Regions from separate parts of the Homo sapiens genome. Here region 1 is linked to region 2. Evidence: chromatin loops called from intact Hi-C (ENCODE). Cell type or tissue: Calu3. All regions are shown on one strand. Each heading gives the region's core, and the rest is flanking DNA. Links, peaks and the distances in the headings are about the cores only. Region 1 has its middle 76 kb from the start of AP1S2. Region 2 has its middle 44 kb from the start of MAGEB17-AS1.

Region 1 (12,720 bases), core at 1,874-9,873, 280 kb before region 2:
TATTTTTGCTTTTGTTTCCTGTGCTTTTTGTGTCATATCCAAAAAATTGCTGCCAAGATCAGTGTCAAGGAGCTTTTTATCCATGTTTTCTTCTAGAAGCTTTATGGTTTTAGGTCTTGCATTTAAGTCTTTAATCATTTTGAGTTGATTTTTGTGTATGGTATAAGATGAGGGTCCAATCTTATTCTTTTGCATGTGGGTATCCAGTTTTCCCAGCACCACTGATTGAAGAGACTATTTTCCCCCATTGTGTATTCTCGGCACTTTTGTCCAAGATTAGTTGACCATATATCCGTGAGTTTATTTCTGGGCTTTCTATTCTTTTCCACTGGTCTATGCCCGTACCACACTGGGCTTTTCTTTGCTTTTGATTACTGATTCAATCTCCTTACTCACAATCTGTTTTTGACATGATTTACTGAATATTTTAAACCCACTGTTGAGACTTACTGCTCAGAAAAAAAAAATCCTTTCAAAATATTACTTCCCATTTACAATGTACCTGATCACCCAAAAGTTCTGATAGAGATGCACAGCTCTGATAGAGATGTTGTTTTCATGCCTGCTAATACAACATCCATTCTGCAGCCCATGGATCAAGGAGTCATTTTGACTTTCAAGCCTTATTATTTAAGAAATACATTTCATAAGGCTATAGCTGCCATAGATAGTGAGTCCTCCGATGGATCTGGGCAAAGTCAATTGAAAATCTTCTGGAAAGGATTCATCATTCTAGATGCCATTAAGAACATTTGTGATTCATGGGAGAAGGTCAAAATATCAACATTAACAGGAATTGGAAGAAGTTGATTCCAATCCTTATAGATGACTTTGAGGGTTCAAGATTTCAGTGGAAGAAGTATTTGCAGATGTGGTAAAAATATCAAAAAAAACAAAACAACAACAACAACAAAAAGCTAGAATTAGAAGTGGAGTCTGAAGATATGACTGAATTGCTACAATCTCATGACAAAGCTTGAATGAGGAGTTGCTTCTTATGGATTAGCAAAGCAAGTGGTTTCTTGAGATAGAATCTACTCCTGGTGAAGGCACTGTGTGCATTGTTGAAATGACAATAAAAGATATAGAATATTCCATATTCTTAGATGATAAGGCAGTGGCAGGGTTTGAGAGGATTGACTCCAGTTGTGAAAGAAGTTCTACTGTGGGTAAAATGCTATCAAACAGCATCACAGGCTACAGAGAAATATTTTGTGAAAGGAAGAGTCAATCAATATGGCAAAGTTCATTGTTGTCTTATTTTAAGAAATTATCACAGCCATCTCTACCTTCAGCAACCACCATCCTGATCAGTCAGCAGCCATCAATGTGGAGGCAAGACCTTCCACCAGCAAAAATATTATAACTCGCTGGAGGCTCAGATGATTGCATTTTTAGCAATAAAGTATTTTATATTAAGGTATGTACTTATTTTTAGACATAATGCCATTGTACACTTAATAGACTATAGTATAGTATGAATGTAACTTTTATATGCACTGGAAAACCAAAACATTCCTGTGACTTGCTTTATTGTGATATTTGCTTTATTACAGTGGTCTGAAATCAAACCCTCAATATCTCTGAGGTATGCTTGTATTTCTTTCCTTCTGCTGACTTTGGGCTTAGTTTGTTCTTTTTTATTTATTTATTTATTTTTTAAAAAACATTCCTTGAGGTGATCTTTTTCTTCTTATTTTGGAAATCTTTCTTTTTTCTTTTTCTTTCTTTCTTTTTTTTTTTTTGAGTTGGAGTCTCGCTCTGTCACCCAGGCTGGAGTGCAGTGGCACAATCTCGGCTCACTGCAAGCTCCACTTCCCGGGTTCACGCCATTTTCCTGCCTCAGCCTCCCGAGTAGCTGGGACTACAGGCACCCACCACCACGCCTGGCTAATTTTTTTTTGTATTTTTAGTAGAGACGGGGTTTCACTCTGTTAGCCAGGATGGTCTCGATCTCCTGACCTCGTGATCTGCCCATCTCGGCCTCCCAAAGTGCTGGGATTGCAGGCATGAGCCACCGTGCCTGGTGTTTTTTTTTGTTTTTTGTTTTCTTTTTTCTTATGTAGATGTTGATCACTATAAACTTAGAACTGTTTTTGCTGCATCCCATAAATTTGTATGTTGTATTTCCATTTTTGTTTGTGTCAAGATATTTTTTGATTTGCCTTCTGATTTCTTCTCTGACCCATTGGTTGTTCGGGAATGTGTTGTTTAATTTCTCCTTATTTGCAAATTTTTCAGTTTTCTTCCAGCCATTGATTTCTAGTTTCATACCATTGTGGTTGAAAAGATATTTGACATGATTTTGACCTTTTTAAACTTATTGAGACTTCTTTTGTGGCCCAATATATAATCTCTTCTGGAGAATATTCCATGTGTGCTGGAGAAGATTGTGTATTCTGCTGCTGTTGGATAGGATGTTCTGTCTATGTCTGTCAGGTCCATTTGGTCTATAGTGTTGTTCAAGTCTGCCGTTTCTTTATTGATTTTCTGTCTGGATGATCTATCCAATGCAGAGTGGTGCTGAAGTCACCTGGGAGTAAAGTTGTGATGCTAAAGGGCTAATGGATAAGGTGAATGTGGCTAATGCTAAGGCTTGTCTCTCAACCTTGATTCTCATGGAGGGGACATGAAGAAGGGAACAGGACATCACAAAGACCTTTTAAAAATGGAATTAGGTTAACCTAAAGCTTTTCTGCTGATAGCTTGCTGATATTCATGGGAAGAAGGAAGGAGACTGGCTGAATGGGAGCAGAAAAGGAGGAAGGCTTAATCTCAAAGCCCAGACCACTGTGAAAGAAGGGAGGTTTGAGTGGAGGGGCCCTGAGCAACCTGAAGGGAAACTACAGGATAGTACACCCTACATGAAGAAGGGAAGGCCCGGCAGACAAACCTTGTCTACATGCCCTTTCTGTAGGGGGTATATGAATAGAGTTATGGTATCCTTCCAAAAAGGTCACAGAGGTTTCAAGGTGAAGAGTAATAGCATTCATTCATTCATTCAGCAAACATACAGTGACTGCCTTTATTATGTCAGGCACTCTTCTAGGTTCTTGAGATACAGGAGGGAAGAAAGCAGACAGAGATTCCTGCCCACCTGGAGGTTATATTCTGGTGGGGAAAGACAGACAATAAACAGAAGACACAATATAATGTGTTAAGAAGTGAAACTAGGCTGGGACATGGTAGTGTGCATGTCTGTAGTCCCAGCTATTCAGGAGGCTGAGCTGGGAGGATCGCTTGAACCCAGGAGTTCAAGGCCAGCAGCCTAGGCAATCTAGCAAAAGCTTGTCTTCTTGTCTCCAAAAAAAAAAAAAAAAAAAAAAACAGTGATACTAGCAGTAGAAAAACAAAACCAAACAAAACCATGCAACAGGATAAGGGGCACTGGATGTGGGAGGAAAAGGGGAGCCATTGGAGAATTTTGAGCAGAGAAAGCAACATAATCTTAGGTCATAGAAGGGTCTATGCCTCTTGCTGCTAGTGTGTATGTGTGGCAGGGACAGGTGTAGGCGGGAAGACATGCTGGGGGGCTATTATAGTTATTCAGGCAGGAGGTAAGGTGCTTGCACCAGGACGGTACCAGTGAAGTGGTGAAAGTTCAGATTCTGGATATATTTTGAAGATAAAGCTATCAGGGTTTCTTGATGATTGGATATGGGGTGACAGAAGACGAGAGGACTTGAGAAAGTGTCAAGATTTTTTGCCTGAGCAATTGGAAGCCAGGTGTTATCATTCCCTGAGATAGGGTAGACTGCTGATAGAGAAGGTTAGGGGGAAAAAGATTTGGGAATGTTAATTTGAGATGTCTGTTGCATGGAATTGTTGAAAGTAAGAGCCTGGAGTCTGGAGAGAAGTCTGAGCTGGATATATAATTGGGAGGGAGTTAAGAGCATGTAGGTAGAATTTAAAGCTTTGAGACAGAATGAGATCATTCAGGGTGTGACAGAGAAGAAGAGACAGCCAGCATTGATTCCAGGGAACGAAGAGGAACCATCCAAAGAGCACTGAGAAGATCCAACCAGTGAGATGGGAAAACCAATAGAGGGTAGGGTTCTGGAAACCGAGTGAAGACCATGTAGCAGGGAGAAGAGTTTATGGGTTGTGCCAAATGCTGCTGTTTGCTCACGGGAAGAGGAGATTTGGCCATAGATTCAGCAATGTAAAGATCACTAGTGCACTGTAGAGAGTGGGGTCAGTGGAATGAGGGGGTCAAGGGCATAAGTGAAGTGGATGTAAGGGAGAATGAGAGGAGAGGAATTGAAAATGGCAAGAATAGAGAACTATTTTGAGGAAAGACTTACCTTCCTAGAAAGCTATTTGGCAATACATTTAGAATAAATAAAGAAATAATTTTTATTTATTAAATGCAAATTATTAACATGGGAAAATTAAATACTATAATTTTTAATCAATATTCTTTAAACAGGATTTTCCCTGACACAGTAGTTCTAAGAAGTTGTTGTTGTTGTTGTTTTGAGACAGGGTCTCACTTTCTCGTCCAGGCTGGGGTGCAGTGGTGCCATCATGGCTCACTGCAGCCTTGACCTCCTGGGCTCAAGCGATCCTCCCACCTTGGCCTCCCAAAGTGTTGGGATTACAGGTGTGAGACCCCACATCCAGCCTGTTGTTGTTTTTAAGAAAAAAATCAGAGATTTGCATCAAAGTCTATATCTTTTGACACAAGGATGCACATCATGGCATCATTTATGATATGAAAAAAAATGGAGACAACCTGAATGTCCAATAGGAGTGAGGTTAAAATTAATCATGGTACTTCCAGTTTATAAAATAAGCCATTAAAATATTTTTTTTCAAAAACTATTGGTGAAATAGGTTAATGGTTACTAGGGATTTTAAGTGAAAAATAAAACAGGCTATAAAACTAAGTAACAAGGTTATCTTAATTACATGGACAATGTTGACAAAGAAATAATGTATGTGCCAGCTGTGTTTCTCCAGGCTTTTCCATTCTGCTTATACAAATAGAGTTAGAAGAACAAAACCAATGCACATACCATTGGCTATTCTTCCCACCCATGTCTGGGACGTCAGGTCACTGTAAAGGGCCTCTTGAGAGATTCCAGGAGTTCCTCAGGAACTGTCATTCCTGCTGGGTGCTGTCATATTCACTGTGCATTTTAAACAACTGGACCTGTAAGGTCCTGGAGCAGCAGGGTGGTCTGTGGTAGAGGGAGGTCTTTGGTCTCCTCTTGCTCTTGCGTTGCTCTGAGTTTGAGGGTGCTGAGCAGAGCTCTTTATTTGCAGAGTCCTACACAGTTTCAGGTTTTACAGTCCCCTGCTCTCAGTTGGGGGCTGAGCCAGGGGAAGAATCTGAGTGGTGGAGCCTGGGCCCTGGAACAAGACTATTCTGACCCTGCCAGTTACCGTCTGCCTGGACTTGGGCAAGTTATTTCCCCCACCCTTGCTGCCTTCATTTCCTCATCTAAAAATGGGAATAAATTGTTCCAGTTATCTGTTGCTGTGTAACAGACCACCACCTCGTGGCTTAAAACATTAATTTTGCTCATAAATCTGCCATTTGGGCCAGGGTCAGTGGGGACAGTTTGTCTTTGCTCTGCTTCACGTCAGCTGGGGTGGCTGGAAGGCTGGGGCTTGAATCATTCAAAGGCCCACTCACTCAGTTAACTGGCGGTTGATTCTGGGTGTCGGCTGGGATCTGAGCTGGGACAGTGACTGGATCTCCCACTCATGCCTTTCCATGTGGCTTGAGCTTCCTCAGAGCACGGTGGCTGGGTTTCCAAGGCAAGAGAGCTGGGTGAAAGCTGCATGCCAGGACCACCTGGGGGCTTTTAAAAAATGTCTGGCTTCCAACCCCAGAAATTCTGACTTCATTGGTCTGGGATGGATGCAGATATTGCTCCCCAGGTGGTTTTGTGTGGCCAACATTAAGAACCACTGCTCTCATGGAGAGCACATGAAACAGATTTGGCCTCCCAGCCGACTACTACAAGCAGTGAATTTTATTCATCATCTTTTGGGCTCAAGAGGTTCCAGTCATGTGATGTGATGTTCAAAGTGCTGCCAAAGAAATAAGATCAGGGAAATGCTCAAAACAGTAGGATAAATAAGTACAATTACTAGAGCTCCACAGCTACCCTCTGGCTGCTTCAGATTGATAAGTGGATGAACCTGGAGCCTGTGTATTTTGCCAGGGATATTCTGGCAAAGTGGAAAGGCTGAGCTGAAGAACTAGACTGAGACTCCTAGGTGGCCTGTACTTGAGGTGGCAGTTTGATGAGTCAGGTGCCAAGTAGAGTTTTCCCTGTCATTCCTGCAAATTGATTAATCTCTACATCTGAGAAAACCTCTGTGTTATTATTTTATCAATAGCTAAAAGGAGCAGATGAAGATGAATTTTAGCCAGGGCACATCCGAGGGGCTCTTAGTAGATACCACAAGGAATTAAGATCCTGTTACGTTTTAACCTGACACAAGATGTCACCATTGCTCCTGTGCTTTTAGCAATAACAGTATGAAGTCAAACAGCTGTAAGCGTTTGACTCCCCAGTTATACAAGTTGTTTGTTTTTCCACCTCACAGGGAGAAGAGTGAATAACGCTGTCAATGAGGCTTGTTAATCTGTAGCCCATTCCATCCATTCAAGTTAAAGTATTTATTGCATAAACACGTATTTGATTTTTCCCCCTTGTTCCAGCTATGGATCAAGATTAACATCTCTTTGTGAACACTTCACGTGGAGACTTTGGTGAAGGTGACTAAAACAAGATAAGCTGAAATTTTTACAGGATAACTGGAAAATTGCATATTGTGTTTTTGTTTGGCTTCACCGCTGCTGACAATGTTGAAATGATCTCCAGGTACCATGCTTAGTTTGGTGCCACAGTGGAAAAAAGGCATGGACATTAGTCCAGGTTACCAATGGTTAAAAAGCAGAGTGGGTAAAAACTCTTTGGAGGCCTAAAACATCATTGGCAATGTTGCCAAGATGGAGAAAACTGCGCTTACAGAATTTTTTTCACACACAGCACTGCACATGGTTGGAAGGAATACTTTGCAAAGTTGGTTGGAGGTGAGGAAGGCGTGAACTCAAAGTACAGCTGAGTGAAGTGTGGGATTTTAGGGTGGTGTTGCTTTACTGGGAACGTTAAGAGAGGCTGGGAGTACCAAGCACCCTTAGACTCTGTTGTTCCCCTACACTACCCCTACTCTTCTCTCTAGAAACACTGAACATCATCTACAGAATATCTGTTTGAGGAAGTTCCAAATTATTACTCTGCTGTGTGTGTGTGTGTTTTTCTTCTGTCACCCAGGCTGGAGTGCAGTGGCATGGTCATAGCTCACTGCAGCTTCCACCTCCCGGGCTCAATAGATTCCCCCACCTCAGCTTCCTGAGTAGCTGGGACTAAAGGCACATGCCACCACACCCAGCTAATTTTTGTATTTTTTGTAGAGACAGGGTTTTGCCATGCTGCCCAGGCTGGTCTCAAACTTCTGGGCTCAAGTGATACATCTGCCTCATCCTCTCAAACTGCTGGAATTACAGGCGTGCACTGTGGCTGGCTGTTGTATTTTTTTTTCTTTCTTTTTTTTCACCAAAGTATTAATATCAATTGACTGAAGCCTGTGGAATTACAGTGATAAATTTCTTTGTTTTCCAATTTTTCTATAATGAGTATATAACTAGAAAAAAACCCTTCAAAACCATATGATTCCAGAGATTTATAGTAAAGAGAGATGTTGCATGTTATTAGTTAAAAATATATTATTGTCATCTACTTCCTAGTCAACCCAGATTAAGATGTATCTAAAGCTCTGAATCAATCAGGGTCCTGGGAGGAGGTACATGACACATTCAAATTAGGTGGTTTGAAGAGAATTTAATAAAAGGACTGTTTCCAAAGGTGCGGGCAGAGTGTAGGGAAACTGTAAGGGAGAATGCAGTACCTGAGGGTAGAACAGTGGAGCTGTTACCACCATTAAGTCTGGAGAACAAGAGGAGAGAGAGCTTTGTGGACCACCCAATGGGTGTCGTAATCTGCATTGGAGAATTGTAGACAGCCTATGCTGCCAACACATGGAGGGAGCTGGCACATTAATGACCTGATCTAAATCAATCTTCTCTCTCACTCCAATCCCACCTATTAGCCAATTCAAGTAGGAGTATTAATGCCGTCCATAGGATTCGACTTCCCAGGACACTGAACAGAGAGGAGCTGGGGAAAGAGTAAATCTGAGAAGGAAATGGAAGATGTACAGCAATGCTTTTTTTTTTTTAGAAGCGCTACATTTTATTCAACTCTTACTTGAGTCAGAGATAAAATTGACCCCCATTACACATTCTTTTTGTAAGTAAGTAGGAATATAGTTTAAAGATATAGTTAAGGATATAGTTAAGGAGGCTGGTGGATACTCCAGAGCGGGGCCATGAGGTGTTGTGGTTCAAATAGTTCAAATTCCCACTCTGTTACTTACAGGCTAGGTGACCTTGAAAACATATTTAATTTACTTGAGGCTTTGTTTCTTTATCTGCAACTGGAGATAATAATACACATTCGATGGATTTATTTTGAGGATTAAATGTATATAATGTGTTTAACACACACCTCACACTTAGCAAGGGCTCAATAAATACATTTGTTAGTAAAGACTCAATATAAGCTTAGTTTAGTGGAAACAGTGCATACATAAATGGGGCTTGTCAATTGGTGGATCTCATTGTAAGGCGATTAAGAGGGCACCTGGATGTTCTTTGGGGATCCCCATATGTTAGTATCTTAGGTGTTTTCTCAGGGATCATTCTCTTATCTGGACAGTAAATGAGTGGCTGTTGATGTTCTCAGAGCCAAGTTGGGGAAGGAGCTGGGAGGATATCACTATTTGGGATGTAATAACTTCGAGTAAATTCCTCCATTTTCAGTTTAGCACCCCTGCCCTCAGCTACGGCTTTTGTTTTTAAAGCTTTCTGCCACTCAACCTTCAGAGGTACCTGGTGACTCCAATTCCTGAGCATCCCTGAGATCTTGCAGCCTGAACTGGCTTTTTCTTGCCACTGCTACCTGACTCCGAATCCTTGCAGAAACTTAGGTTTTAGCTTTCTTCTAAATCAGCTGCCACTTAGCCATCTGCTTCCCAGCTTTCAAAGTTTTATGGCCATTTCTCATTTGCTGCCATCTACTCTCTCATTCTTTTTGACCTTATGGCCTTCCTTTAAAAAAAATCCTCTTTCCTGCTACAATTAACCCAAGATCTTCTAATCCTCATTTTGTTTTGTATCTAAAACTGAATGGGTGCTCAGGAGAAACTACAAGTAGCTTAAGGTTATTCAGCTTCTCAGGGTCACTTTTCCCCAAGCACTCACCTGCCAGATATCTTAGGAAGCCCCATTTCCACCTTATAAACTTACTTTTCTTTGCTGTGTTGATTCTTCCTGAGACATTTGGCCCATTAAACCCAGTGCATTACATATTCCCCCATTTCACTTTAGAGTCCAGTTTTTTTTTTCTTTTATTTCTGAGAAGACTGGAGGTGTGCACATGATTAGGATTGAAATGAATGAATTTATACTCTATTTATAGAAATTTGGTGACATGTCTCCCAAGGTATAAATAGAACAATGGGTGTTGACAAGATTTTCTGTAACCGTGGATACCCTGCAATTATTCTTGAATCATACTCATTGTTTATCTGTATCTGAAATTTAACAAACAGGGCTCTTGCTACTAACTCAGAATTTTTCCAATGAAAACATGTCTCCCATAATTATTCTCTTCTCATGAGTCAGGCTGCATCTTTCAAGTTTAAATTCAGCTAATACATTTCAGTGGGTTGAATCAATCATTGTTCTTGGATAATGACTGAAAATTCATGATAAAAATAATAACAATGGTGATAACAATGATGACAGTGTTGTAATAAAAGCAAAATATTCCAACAGAGTAGTTTGAAAAGCACCTGGCACTAGATCATCTACAATGACATCTGCAATCCTTCCAGTTCATCCACTTGGATGCAACACTTGGGAGAATATCTGCAGAATGCATTGGTCCACCTAGCTTTACATGCTTCAGGATTGTTTTCAGTTTTTGTATTCCACAAAAGCTCTCTCCAGAGTAAGTAACACTATGTAACCAGTTCAGTGAATATTCCATTTGATATACTTAAACTGGTTGACCATTCAGCAATTCACTTTGTTTTACACTCCATTTCCTCATTTGTAATATAGTATGCCATAGACATTTCAAGTATAACTTAAAATTGTTTTTAAGCTTCTGAGTTTGTAGCAAAGCATATATTTTTCTTGGATGTTTTCTTTCTTCTGGGGTTCTGGCATTCTCTGAGTTAGCCATACTCCATTTATAATGATCCACTTTATTATAGCTAAAACCTGTCATATCATTACATCTCAAATAACCAAAATACATCTCTGAAAAATATTCTAGAAAGTTTTTCTGATGCCAGGAGCAGATTTGAATTATTCTTATTGTTCTAATACATGTTAAAGCAACTTGTTTTTATCCAGCTCTCTCTCTTCTTTTTATTAATCACATAGTTTTATAGAATATATGCATAATATTTAATATAAGTCAATATTCTAATAAAAATGAAGTCTTCAAAATGCTTAGGTTTCATTAAAAAATTAGTGTAAAACTACAGCCTTGGGGAGGTATTCCCTAAACTCCCTTCTGGATGCAGAATTACATTGGATTTGATTTCCATATGGTTTTATGGTTTCCCTGGAGAAAGTCAAATGCTTTGGGAACTGTGACAACAATGCAAGGAGTGAAGGGGAAGTTACCTCATTTCAAGGAATAGAAGGGAACAGTATTCACTGAGGAGGATTTCCATTGGGAATAGGGAGTGTTGGACCAATAGTTAAAGTACTTATGGGAAAAGGAAGTATAAAAATTAAATCTGGCACCACAAACTCTCTTGAAAACCAACCTCTAGGTTGGGATGGAACTCCGGGCATCTGTAAACGAGGGCATGTCTCTTGTCCTGTCCCACTTGGGAGTTCATATCTAGTTCTGACTAACACCTGCCATGAAGAAGCATTGCTCGGGTGAATGCTCCTATAATTCCTTGTACAACGTAGCATTGGCTTTCTTTGATAATCTTACCCCTAAAACATTTGCCTTTTCCATCAAAGAATAAAAGATAATGTTTCTGATCTTGGGTATTCTGTGTTCTGTATTAAAAAAATATCACTCTGGAAGATATCTAGCTTTAAATCATAGGCTAATGTGAAATTCATAAGAATTTTGTTATGATAGAAAAATATTAAATTGGACATAAACATTTAGAATAGCTACTTTATTCTCACTGGTATTCTCATGGCAGAAGATATACATTTTTATTCCTCCAAGGAAAATATGTAGTAACTTTACCCCAGAAGCCAGTCTCCATTCTAATTGTATTAGGCGTACTCTATCTGTAGCATTGTCATTCCATCAGACAATTTGCAATAAATTTTAATGATACATGCAAATACACCAATCTAATAGTCCATTATAAAAGATATGACTGACTGTTATCACTTTTTTCCAGCAATTTCTATGATTTCTCACGTCCTGCTGGTAAACAGTTCCAGAAGGCAGGGAACGCAATGTTTTCTTGTTCTTTGTTTTTTAACAGCAAGGCATATCAGAGTGAAAAGGGAAGACTAAAAAAAAAGTAGTATTGCTCTTTTCTTGTATCTGCATTAAAATTTTTATAGACTTTCATAACCTGGCATAATTCTGAGTTTTGATTTAAAAACCACCCACAAGTAGTTATGTGTAGATGTTTTTCTTGTTTCCCTTGCTTTGGCATTCTTTTTGATCCATTCCTCAGTGGTGCTATCTCTATACACCAAGTGCAGGAAAACATAGGGGAGTAGATAAAAACTAGGTAAAAAAAAATTTGAATGGGGTTTCTTCTTCTAAGAAATTCTAAGAAATCAATGGCTTCCCCCCCTTCCCTTCTGCCTCTATGCTATTGAGTCATCTTCCAACTGAGAAATCTTAGCTCTTTCTTGCTAGATATGGCTTGTGGTGCATAAATAACACTGTAGTTTGCGAGTCACTTATGATATCAAATTATAAGTTCCTGGGCAGGGTCCATGTCTCATTCATCTGTGCAGTCTCCAGACCTGGCCCAGTGTAGAACTCCGATTGAGCTCAATTTCTCAAATTGAATTCAATGAGCCAAACCAAAATTGCCCAAACTCTTATCACTACCTTTATCTCTTAATACCTGTTTTAACATATGGCAGGCCGGATGGCTCTATTGGCAGGAAGTAACAGATATCCACTCAAAGACATATGCACTGGGTGGAGGCTGGAGAACACATACAACAATCACCAAATTTCATACTGGTTCTGGTGTATCACACAGAAAGATCACACAGGGAAAAGTTCGGGATTGTATTGGTTAGGTCATAATAATAAAGGTAGTTTGGAAAGCACCTAACACTAGCTATACCACCTATTTATGGTCCTTTCAGTTCACCTAATTGAATGCAGCATTTGGGAAAATATCTGTGGAAAGCATTGATCCACATAACTACAGCAAAACAAGGGCTGTGTCATGTCTGCTTCCCTCTCCTCTGTCCAAAAACTGGCTCTTTTAGTAGTTCCATAAACATGGCAGAAGATAGTTGTTCCTAACATTTCTGAATTTACATCTCCTTTGTTTAAATGACCAGTGGAGGCTGATTTGTGATTTCGATCCCAGTTCCAAATTCTCAGAAGAGAGAAA
Region 2 (12,720 bases), core at 1,981-9,980:
GTATTTCCTGACATGACATCCTGTATGTGTCTTTCTCCCTGTGTGAGACTGAAGCATGTTGAGTGGCAAGCATAAGTTTTGGGGTCCAGCAGAGTTTTCAAACTCTGTCACTCATGCTGTGACACCAAGGTCAACTTACTTCAACTGTTTTATCCTGAATTCCTGTCATCTAAAAATGTAACAAAAATACATTGTTTGCAAGATTGTCAAAGGAGTTCAAGTGAGATAATGTAGATAAAACACCTGGTCTGTAATAGTTGCACAATCAATGTCTTTCTTTTTTTCCATTTGGAGAGAATGAGAAACTCAATGGACTTCAGATAAATCCCCAGTTGTTCTCTGGAGCACCTTGATTCTAAGGAAATAGTACAATTTTTTGTTTCCAACATACCTTCTTCAGGAATGAGCTCCTGGCTTCTGCCTCTCCATTTTGGCACTTGTTATCTCAAAACACTCTGATACAATTGGCCCTTGAACAACATGGTAGTTAGGGATCTCAACCCCTATGCAGCTGAAGATCCACGTATAAATTTGACTCCCAAAACGTAACTGCTAATGAACAATTTGCAATTGCAAAATCCTGGAACCAACCCAAATGCCCATCAATCAATGAGTGGATAAAGAAACTGTGGTATATTTATATGATGGAATGCTACTCAGCCATAAAAAGGAAGGAAATAATGGTATTTGCAGTGACCTGGATGAGATTGGAGACTATTATTCTAAGTGAAGTAACTCAGGAATGGAAAACCAAACATCACATGTTCTCACTGATATGTGGGAGCTAAGCTATGAGGATGCAAAGGCATAAGAATGATACAATGGACTTTGGGGACTTGGGGGGAAGAGTGGGAAAGGGGGCAAGAGATAAAAGACTAAAAATATGGTACAGTGTATACTGCTCTGGTGGTGGGTGCACCAAAATCTCACAAATCACTACTAAAGAACTTACTCATGTAACCAAACACTACCTGTATGCCAATAACTTATGGAAAAATTTTAAAAAGTAAAAAAAAACATACTTAACTGCTAGTGGCCTACTATTGACTGGAAGCCTTACTGATAACATAAGCAGTATTAACATGTATTTTGTATGTTATACATATTAGATGCTGTATTCTTACAATAAAATAAGCTAGAGAAAAGAAAATATTATTAATAAAATCATAAGAAAGAGAAAATATGCATTATTTACTATTCATTAAGTGGAAGTGGAGCATCATAAATGTCTTTGTCCTCATGTTAACATGTCTTCATGTTAAGTGGCTGAGGAGGAGGAGAAAAAGGAGCGGTTGGTCTTGCGTCTCAGGAGTGACAGAGGTGGAAGAGGTGGAGAAGGTGAAAGGGGAGGCAGGAGAGGCAGGGCACACTGGTAACTTCTATTGAAAAAATCTTCTTATAAGTGGATTCATGCAGTTCAAACCTGTGTTGTTCAAGGATCAATTGTATTTGAACACTGCAGTACCAATGATGCTTCACAGTGCATTTGTGCATGGTCCAAAGTGGAGGCAAAACTGGAAAAGTGCCAGCAAGCTGTTCCTTACAGCCTCTGATGGCCTTATAACCTCTGTCTGGCTTCTTATCCTCTAAGACTTTGCCCTCCACACTTTATCTGATTTACAGCTGCTTGACAACAACCAAACTAAAAGGTTAACTCCATAACCGTACTTGGCCTCCTGAGTCTTCACAGGTATTTTAAAAAATCATCATAGGTAATTATCCATCCTCTAAATAGAAAATCAAGATAATTCATGTTCATGCCTCTCATCATCTTTCAGCAGACATTCAGATACCAGGTAAAAGTGGTCAATTTTGAGTTGTATGTGTCAAAGTAAATTGACAGTCTACTTAAGGGCTGGCTTTCTTCTCTGATAGATATTGCTATTCTCTGCTACTGAGAATTCACCCCGGGTAGATTTTGTAATCATTATTGTTTCTTTTCTTCTTTTTTCTTCAGCAATTCTTCTATTCACTGAGTACATTCTATGTAATAGACATTGTGTGAGGTATTTGACAGTTAGAAGATCTGGACTTTTCCAGGCTTTGCCACTAATTAACACTGAATCTAAGATGTCATCAATTATAAGATGTACCATTATTTATGTAACACTAAGAAACAAAAAGTACTTAAGTTATAATACTTCTTAATTACTTATAAATTTTATTGTATAGCTTTTAAAAGAAGTTTTTTAGACTTATTTAAGCACAGATTTTAATCATATTTCACTATTATGCATATATCTAAAAGGGAAATATGAATGGAATAAACTGATTTAATTCCTAAGGATTTTTCAAATTTATTGTCTAACTCTTTTGAATCATTTTTCGTTACAAAATTTCCATGTCCATGTTTTGGTTTTACGTCTGTGTCATACCATAGAGTACATATGATCTTGTCCTCTATGTTTTCGAGAGCTCTGGTAACACAGCATTTCTTAAGATGGTGCTCCACTATTGTTCCTGCAATTTCCTTGCAAGCTGCTGACACTCATTCTGCAAGTGCTGATATTGGCACATTCTTGCCTGATGAGGTGTAGGTAAAGCTTTTGGATGAACACGAATGGCAAAATCCAGCAGAGTTTCATCTACCTGTGGATATCTTCCTTTCCTAGATAACCATAAAGCAGTTGCTTGTTGCATTGAAAGAAAATGTAAAATTGTCATCATTCCTTCCATGACAGATATTTGTTTCATTAATATCAAATTTACACCCTGCTGCTCTGTTTCTCCGCTTCTCTGTATTCACATTATCTTAATGTTTTAATACCAAATCATGGAATAATCCATTAAAGATACTTCAAGTGCTAGTTAAATTTAAACTTAAATACCAGTTATATTTATTACTACATTGCTATGTGAACAAATAACACTACATATAAGTCTATTGAAATGGTAATATGAACACTGTGTGGTCAAGCTGGTGCCCATCCATGTGATAACTACGTGACAGTGCCCACCTGGCTGCCAATGATAGTAAGACACCACCAGCCATTAGAAACATCTTGATTTCAGAATGTTAATATAGGGAAGTGGGAATATATCTTGGAATTGATGAAATATGTAGATTTTAAATAAAGTCAAGAATGTGTTTAGATTTGTTCACTTAAGCATCAGTTCCAATGTTTCCCCTTTTCTCTATGTGGGATCATTAGTAGTTGCAAAGTGAGCTTGAGAAGGAAATCCAGGGATTCTACCCACACTTTTGCATAATTTAAATAAAAATACTCAGTGTGATTGTGTTTCTTTCTGCTGATGTTAAGAACACAGCCTATGTAAAGCAGCAAGGTTTTAAGTCTAGTTCAGTCCCAGACATGGTTTAGGGAGCTTGATTTGAAGACAGACATCTCATTTCAGGACTCTTTTTTTCCTGGTTCTCTTCGTCTATTACAAAAGCACATCAAGGAAGCCTTTCTCTCAGAGAAAATCTGAATATTCACTAATAACACCTGAAATGGGGCCAGGCGCGGTGGCTCACGCCTGTAATCCCAGCACTTTGGGAGGCCCAGGTGGGTAGATCACGAGGTCAGGAGATCGAGACCATCCTGCCTGACACGGTGAAACTCTGTCTCTACTAAAAAGTACAAAAAAAAATTAGCCGGGCGTGGTGGCGGGCGCCTGTAGTCCCAGCTACTCAGGAGGCTGAGGCAGGAGAATGGCGTGAACCTGGGAGGTGGAGCTTGCAGTGAGCCGAGATCGCGCCACTGCACTCCAGCCTGGGCAACAGTGCAAGACTCCGTCTCAAAATAAATAAATAAATAAATAACACCTGAAATGACTCAAAATGATTCTCTTTCTAGGATTATGTGCATTTTAATAGGGAACTCTGAAAGATAGAAAGAAGCCTTCAGAACCCAGAAGAGTTAGTCTCCCAAAGAGGATATGTGTGGGGTGATATTTTGGTTGAGAGAGATTTCCTAGTGCACCTCCTTTTTCTGCCTACTCGTGAAGATGGCTCAGCTTCCTAACAGACATGTGGGTGTAAGCCACAGATTTCCTCAGTGAATTGTCTCACCAGGGCCAGTCCCTGGGACTGGAGATTTGCTGAAAAGCTTCTTATTTTGAGATTAAAAAGAATGAAAGATATTTTTTGGAAGGCCAAGAATATCACGATCATGCCAGATATCCAAATTTCCCTAGCATTACTTTCTCATCTTTCAAATAATACGGTTAGATAGAGTAATCTCTAACATCCCTCCCTGCTCTCCCATTTTATCATTCTGTGTCATGATCCAGTGAAAAGAAAACTGGGAGAGAAGAGAGGATGACTGATTCCTGGTCCCAAATATGCCATCACTTAGTTATTTAACCTAGTACAGGTCACTTAGCCTCTCTAAACCTCAATGGCAAAAGGAGAAAGTTGAAGAAAACTTTGTCTAAAATTCTATCAAGGTCTACATTCTGTCCAAAGCTTCCACTTGTAAGGGATCATGTCATTTCTACTCTTTGGAAACCCTCATTCAGAGATACATATCAAATGTTATTTTAGCTCAGAAAAAGAGAACTTAGAAAGAGAGTAAACAAAATCAAATGGAAACCAATTTTGGATTCTTTAGATGAGTATTACAGTAAAGAAAGGGGAAACTTTAAAAGTATAAAATATAGAGAGGTTGTGGACCTAAAAGAATATCAACATAATGTACTATTTTATTTTGAAAGCCCTTTAATGAACATCCTTGGAAGGAAAATAAATAACTATGCCATTGAGAAAGGTAGAGTTTACAGTGTGTTTAATCAGAAAAGCCTGCTACGAAAAGCTAAATCAAAACCCCTGCATGACAGAGTGTTGATGACTTGCAAGGAGTGGCTACTGTTAGTAGCAGCAGCACCATGAAGTCCAAAGTGACAACAGATAAAGTGTAGCTCATTTGGAGTATGGGGTTTTGGGGCAGAACATAGAGATGATAAGCTCCATAAACATAGCTCTGGTCAATAAATTAGGGGGAAGCTCTACTATATGCATCATGAAAACCAGTGAAAAGCTCTCGAGTATATTGTTAGCAATGGAAAACATTTGTGGCCAAACCAACAATCATATTTAGGATACGATGCCAGAATTTCTGCCAGGCATCTTTGAAAGGGAATGTCTTTTTAAATAACATAATTTCAATTGACTGAAGAATGTGTTAATTCCTGCTGATGGTTCTTTGTGGTGTAATGAAAGTAATATCAGCATAATAATTAAGAAAGGACAGAATTCTTCACTGGTAGTCAATTATATGTGAGGGTGTGATGTTGTGCTGTGACCTCAAACAGGAGAAAAAGATTAGAACATAAAATTAACGTATGATAGTTGCAACCCTACAAGTAGGGGCCATGTTTGGATTATCTGTTTTCTCTCTTCACCCATAAATTCACCCTTTGAGCAATAAATAGCCAGCTCACATACAAGGCAATCTTCTGATTAGTTTTCACCTTGTTCCCCCAAAGCCACATAAAAAAGGTACCACTTTAGATGATGAAGCCAGACCTAATGGCCTAGCTGCATCATATAAAGGTTCCACACTGAATGAGCTGTGTGGATTCCAAAAGCTTAAAAAGCAATTCCTGGGTTTGAGTTTTCCATTAAAAGAGTTTTTTTTTTTTTTCTTTAAAAGAGCCAATTTGAAATCTACTAAGATTCTTCATGATGTTATTCCTGTTCTGCTGTGTACCTGAAGTGGTGACTCAATTTGTAGCCCATTAGACAACATGTGGGCTAAACCTTCAGAAAAATCAGAAAATGGACCCAGAGTCTGTATAACAATTCAATTAAAACTATATATTGATCTCATCTTATAATCTAGGCACTGGCACAAGGGATATGGAGGAAAATCGATGTATTAGTTATTTTTTTCTGTATGACAAATAGCTTCAAATATCTCAAGAACTTGCTGCAATGAATATTTGTTTGATACTCATGAGTCATAAGTTGGCTGTCATTTCAACGATCTCAGCCAGCCTAGGCCTAACACTACCTATGGTTCATGTCTGCTCCACATTGTAGAACTCAATCTGAAGATGCAGTGGCTCTTTGGGCCATGCTGTTTTCATGGATGGTAGGAGCTCAAAAGAGCTGGTGGAAACTTGCAATACATGTCAGTCATGAATTTATTGCCTCTCAACTCCAAATTCACCCTTCAGTACCTGCTCTGCAACAATAGCCTAGACTCTTAAATCATTTGTCCTTTATAGTAAACATGTCCTTTACAGTCAGCTTTGTCAGTAGAGGGACATTACAGGAGGAAGGGGCCTTCTTTTCCTGGTTCCATTGTGCTGATTTTTGCTTTTTCTTGCTTCTGCTGCATGGTGCATGTGTATAGGGACATCTAGTGGTGCTCTGTCCCAGCTATGTGCTGAGAGTGTACCAAAACTCAGTAATCCCACAGCCTGGCCCAGATCCAGTGATCTCCATGACATGGCCCTCCTAAGGTGGACACTGGTGAACTCCAGGCCTCATGCTGGCAGTGATACCCCAGCTCTCTCTGCACACCCACCCAAGTGCCTTGGCTCACTGGTGCCCCAGTGATTAGTTTCTACAGCCCTCCCACAAAGGCACCATGTATCAAGGGCTGTGTACCACCCTGCCAGTGAGTGGACTGCAGATACCCTGACTCCCTCTATGCCCCAGCCTATCAGCCTCTGTGGCTGTGTGACTGTGGCCCAGCTCTGGTCAGGGCAACCCAGCAAACTTCTTCATTATCCAGTAGGCTGTGGCCACATCCTCTGCAATGAGGTCTAAACGCATCCTTGGGGAACAGGCCCTCTTCTAAGTTTTTCCTCCTTGATTCCTCTCTCTTCCTCCCCACTCCTCTTTGTCTCTCTCTCTAAGTTATCCCTTAGAGTTACTTTTATGTCTTTATATTAAACTTCTGCACCACAAACCTTACCCTGTTTACCATGCTTTTCCTGGCCACCTCCTCGTTACTGGCCTCCCAACACGCTTCTTTCTTGATTTCAGTTAAAGATGATATTTAAGTCTGAAATCAAAGCCATCTCTTAAAGAGTTACTCATTTCCCTTGAGTATCTCCCATGTATACATGAGGTATACATGCTATTAAACTTCTGTTGGATTTTCTCTTGTTAATCTGTCTTTTGTTAAAGACATCCATCTCAATTAAGAACTCAGAAGGATAGAGGAGAAAATTATTTTTTCCTCCCCTCCACAAACATATGAGAAGTGAACCTCCAGCATTAGATTTTCAAAAATGAATAAGACATTATCATATGCCTCAAAGAGCTTCAAGTCTCATAGAGAAAACCTGCATATAAATGCATAATTTATAGGCCCAAAATTATAAAGTGAAACGCTGGACGTGTAAGTATAGAGTTAACAACAACAAAAAAGTATCAAGAAAATTGTGGAGGGAGGAACATCTGATCTGATCACGAGTCAAGAAGACCCATGGTGAATAGCAAGGTTGTGCGCAGAGTTAGACTTAAGGGGGAAGGGATGAAAGAGGCAGAAGGAATACAAACCATAGGAAGGCCAGAAAGAGTCATATCATGAGCTGACATTTGTATAGCATTTCCCACATTTCAAATTATAATCACACCCCACTATCCTATTTGATTTTTAATGAACTCATTGAAGTTAAACTATAGTGCCAATGCACAGAAATGTTTCCCAGCTGATGGGAAACATCTTGAAATGAATCCAAGCTTAGATTATTTCTGCTCAATGTAGAGCAAGAGTTGAAAACTGTTTTTATGTGAGAAAAAGACTATATATTAGCCCCAAGTGGGAATTGAGAAGAAAAATGTTCTATCCATTCAAATTGTTTCTAAACATAAATCAAATGTGACATTGGCCCCTGAGATATTATGAGCAGCATGGTATCATCCTTGTTTCTAACCAGAGAAATGTTATTGTTTTAAAATTCTGCCAAAATTCCCCAGGGAGCAATATTTCCTTCGTTTGTGCTTTTATTTCTCCCTCTCTGGAAGAAGCTACAATAACATTGTCTTACAGTCTTGTTTCCACATACACACGTGCATATATTCTCCTCATTCTCCAAAAATGGAACCCATATTTCAAGGGTCAGTCAAGGCCCACTCCTCTGCTTCATTTCATCCTTTTTCAGAACTCCCACTTCTCATACCCTGCTCCCATAGCTGGCTGTGAACCATAAAAAATTTTTTTCTGGGCCCCACTTGAATTTCACAATCTCTGGGGCTGGGTCTGCATGTTAGTTTCCCATATGATTTTAATGTGGCCCAGCATCCATCAGCTGGGAACCATCAATTAATAAACATCACATGATTAATACTGTACTTAATTGTCTGATTTATATGTTACTGTATGTTCTATATCAGTGCTTCTCAACCTTTAAAGTCCATATGAATCAGGGAAACATCTTGTTAAAATGCATATTCTGGGTCAGCAGATCTGGGATGGGGCCTTAGATTCTGCATTTCTTTTTCTTTTCTTTTTTTTTTTTTTTGAGACAGGGTCTCACTTTCTTGCCTAGACTAGAGTGCAGTGGTGCGATCTCAGCTCACTGCAACCTCCACTTCCCAGGCTCAAGCCATTCTCCTGTCTCAGCCTCCCAAGTCGCTGGAATTACAGGCGTGCAACACCATGCCTGGCTAATTTTTGTATTTTTAGTAGAGACGGGGTTTCACCATGTTGGCCAGGCTGGTCTCGAACTCCTGACCTCAAATGATTCACCTGCCTTGGCTTCCTAAAGTGCTGGGATTACAGGCGTGAGCCACCACGCCCGGCCTAATTTTAATTCTTATAACAACCTTAGGAGATAGTATGATTATTTGAGGAAACTAGAGAGGTTAGAAAAGTTACACAAGGTCATACAGCTACTAGCTGGCAGAACTGGGTCTAGAACCCAGATCTAGGAGGAAGAAGGAGGAGAGTAAATACCACTCTCCCAGCACTCTTTCCATTGATTTACCTTCTAGTTCTCTTATCCTACCATAAATCATTTCACCAAAGAGTTATTTCTCCCTTTCATGTATTCCCTGCCCCTGTCCTATTCTTAGATATACTTAAAAGAGAGCCAAGAGTCCCCAACACTGAGAATCACCTTAGCTCATCCCATACTCCAGCCTTCTTTTTTATCTTTTAGTGCAGCCAGCCCCACCCTGCAGTTTAGGCTGCTCTCATAGAGATGGCATAAGGATAATTTTGATTTGATAAGACAGATTAAAGGATAATGTTCAAAAAAGGTAAAATCATCACTCTTATGCAAGTATAAAATGATTACATCACATATTTTTATTTAACCCATCAATTAACAGGGACCTGGAAAAGACGTTACAACCAGTTCATAGAAGAAGGCAAAGAACCATAAATGTATGTACAGTTGTTGAAATAAGTTTGCAAAAAAGTGGTCTAACCATTGGGCAGTAATGAATTGCATTTCACTAGACACAGCTAATTTGCATTTCTATGTAATGTAATAAGTATTTACATTGCCATCAGTTTTCCACCAGTTAACATCTATCTCTTCAGAGTCATATAATAGCCTAGACAAAGGCAAAGGCGCACACCCTTGTGGCAAGAGATAATCCCCAGAGGTTCCAGCATTTCATTAAAAAAATACTCAGTAGTTTCTTTTGTCCTATAGGAACCAAGAAAGGAAACATCCTCTTTGCCCTCTAAAGGTTCAACTGAATAGCAACTGACAAAAGGCAGATTAACAGGAGAAAAGGCATGCAAATTTATTAACCTGTATGGGAGAGAATCACAGAGTGATTACTCCACCCCCCAATGGGATATAGAACCTTATATACCCTTTTTCTGTAGAGGAGGGAGGAGATGGGAAATGTAGACAATTATTTTGAGGGACAATAAGAGATTATTAGGAAGAATGAATGAACCAGAGATAAATTAACTTATATGTGAATCTCTTTGGAATTTTAATGAACCCAAGAGGCAGGTATTATCTCATGGAAAAGTTCATCCAGGTGTGGCTGCATTCTTCCGTCTTCTTTTCTGCAATAGATAAGGTAACTGGGAGGGGATAGAAGACAGTTGTGTTTCTTTTGATAATAAATTTTCTTGGTCAGATAAGGAACTTCCAGAGAGAGTTCTTCCCTACACTGGGTGGGAGAGGAACAAGGTTAGAGGGACCTTGATTCTGAGGCTTATTTCTGAGGCCTTTCAATTTTCAAAAGCATTTAGCATGCCCGAGTGCCATGTCTTAGTCCATTTGTGTTGCTATAAAGGAAAACCTGAGGCTGAGTAATTTATAAAGACAAGAAGTTTATTTGGCTCATGGTTCTCCTGGCTGAAAGATTGGGCATCTGGTGAAAGCCTCAGACTGCTTTCACTCAAGGCAGAAGGCAAACGGGAGCCAGTGTGTGCAGAGATCACATAGTGAGTGAGGAAGCAAAAAGACACGGGGAGGGAGGGGTGCCTCACTCTTTTTAACAAGTTCTTGCAGGAACTAATAGAGTGAAAACTCACTCATTACTGTGAGGGTGGCGCCCAGACATTCATGACAGATATGCCACCATGACCCAGTAATCTCTCATTAGGTTCAACTTCCAACATTGGGAATCAAATTTTAACATGAGATTTTTGTAGGGTCTGTGAAATAAAATATTTCAAACTTAAAATAATTCATACTTAAAGCTGTTAGTGTCACACGCATCTGTGTGAAGAGACCACCAAACAGCCTTTGTGTTAGCAACAAGGCTGTTTATTTCACCTGGGTGCAGGCAGGCTGAGTCCGAAAAAGGAGTCAGCAAAGGGTGGTGGGATTATCACTGGTTCTTATAGGTTTGGGATAGGCGTACAAAGTACATTCTCAAGGGCGGGGAGAATATTACAAAGTACCTTCTTAAGGGCAGGGGAGAATATATGTATCAGGGTGGGGCAGGAACAAATCACAATGGTGGAATGTCATCAGTTAAGGCTATTTTCAGTGATTTTGTGGATCTTCCGTTGCTTCAGGCCATCTGGATGTATACATGCAGGTCACAGGGGATATGATGGCTGAGCTTGGGCTCAGAGGCCTGACATTCCTGTCTTCTTATATTAATAAGAAAAACAAAACAATACAGTGGTGAAGTGCTGGGACAGCGAACATTTTTTGGGGTGGTATGGAGAGATAACGGACGATGTTTCTCAGGGCTGCTTCGAGCGAGATTAGGGTCAGCGTGGGAACCTAGAGTGGGAGAGATTAAACTGAAGAAAGATTTTGGGGTAAGGGGTGATATTGTGGGGTTGTTAGAAGGAGCATTTGTCGTATAGAATGATTGGTGATGGCCTGGATGTGGTTTTTATATGAATTGAGAAACTAAACAGAAGACACAAGGTCCAAATAAAAGAAGGAGAAAAATAGGTATTAAAGGACTAAGAATTGGGAGTACCCAGGACATCCAATTAGAGAGTGTCCAAGGGGGTTCAACGTAATTATTTGCTTGGTTGGAGAGTTTTTGGGCTCTATCCTTGAGTTTTTTTTAATGTTGACATATACCAGGCCAGATTGATTTAGGTAAAAACAACACTCTTCATTTAAAAATATACAGAGTCCTCCTTTTTCAGCAGTGAGTAAATCGAGGCCTCGGTGATTTTGGAGGAAAGAGAAATGCAAAGCCAGCAATTGTTTGTTAAAGAAGGATTAGAAATGGCTAGGAGAGAGTGAGTGAGATTGATAGTGTGGTGGAGATAGCTGGGGAAAGGTAGAGGGTGGCATAAGAACGGGAACGAGAATAAGAGTGAGTATAAAAGTAAAGAATAGGACTTCATCAGGGTGAAAGTGTTGGAGTGTGTCCTGTCAGCAAAGATCATCTATCCACTCCAAGAGGGAGTCAAGAGTGGCGGATTGGGGATAGATTTTCACAATGGAAAGGAAATGAGAAGTTTTAAGAGGCAGGCTAATGGCTTGTAACCTACATGGAAGAGGTTATGAATACAACAGGCCTGTGAGGCTGGAAGGAGATACAAATTTTTTTGGTTTAAGAACCATCTGCCTTGAGTGGAGAGGGAGTGATAGGTGGAAACTTCAGTGGGAGAGTAAATAGGAGTGACCAATGAGAAGGAGAAAAACTGGCCATGAGGGACAGAAGTTGGAAAGCTAGCTGCTTCTTTAGCGACCTTATCAGCATAAGTGTTGCCCTGAGCAATGGGATCTGATGGCTTTTCATGGCCCTTGCAGTGAATGACTCCAGCTTCCTTTGGAAGTAAAGCAGCTTTAAGCAGAGTTTTTATTAAGGAGGCATTAATGATGGGGGACTCTTATGTAGTGAGGAAATTTCTTTCTGCCCATATAACAGCATGGTGGTACTGGATATGGAAGGCATATTTAGAATCAGTATAAATATTGACAAGTAGTCCCTTTGCAAGAGTGAGGGCCTGAGTTAAGGCAATGAGTTTGGCTTGCTGAGAGGTAGTGGAGGGGGGCAGGGCAGTAGCCTCAATGATAAATGTGGAAGATACTATAGCATAGCCTGCCTTTGCTGGTGAGTGGCAATTAGGCCTGGTGGAACTGCCATCAATAAACCAAGTGTGATCAGGGTGAGGAACAGGAAAGAAGGAAATATGGGGAAATGGAATGAATGTCAGGTGGATCAGAGAGATACAGTCATGGGGGTCAGGTGTGGTATCAGGAATAATGTGGGAGGCCGGATTGAAGTCTGGGCCAGCAACAATGGTGATTGTGGAAGACTCAACAAAGAGTGAGTATAGCTGAAGGGTCTTGGGGGCAGAAAGTATATGCGTTAAGTGTGAGGAAGAAAATAGATTTTGAAAGTTATGGGAACTGTAGAGAGTAAGTGGA

Evidence for each region. Peaks named below come from ENCODE experiments on the same cell type or tissue, not always from the same donor. Only the 100,000 strongest peaks of a DNase experiment are listed, where the experiment ranks them.
Region 1: it touches region 2 in a loop (20-fold over the local background); 10 of 110 quality-filtered maps call a loop at or near these places.

What each region holds. Positions count from the first base shown.
Region 1 is chrX:15,924,316-15,937,035 of GRCh38, forward strand. No RefSeq gene overlaps it. Among named protein-coding and RNA genes, the nearest start is that of AP1S2, 76 kb to the left of the region's middle. In Calu3, for the core only: CTCF peaks have their summits at 6,031 and 6,435 (motif pointing right); no DNase peak of the experiment used is centred there.
Region 2 is chrX:16,206,295-16,219,014 of GRCh38, forward strand. No RefSeq gene overlaps it. Among named protein-coding and RNA genes, the nearest start is that of MAGEB17-AS1, 44 kb to the left of the region's middle. RefSeq lists an enhancer at 9,217-10,037. In Calu3, for the core only: no CTCF peak of the experiment used is centred there; a DNase peak (open chromatin) is centred at 6,317.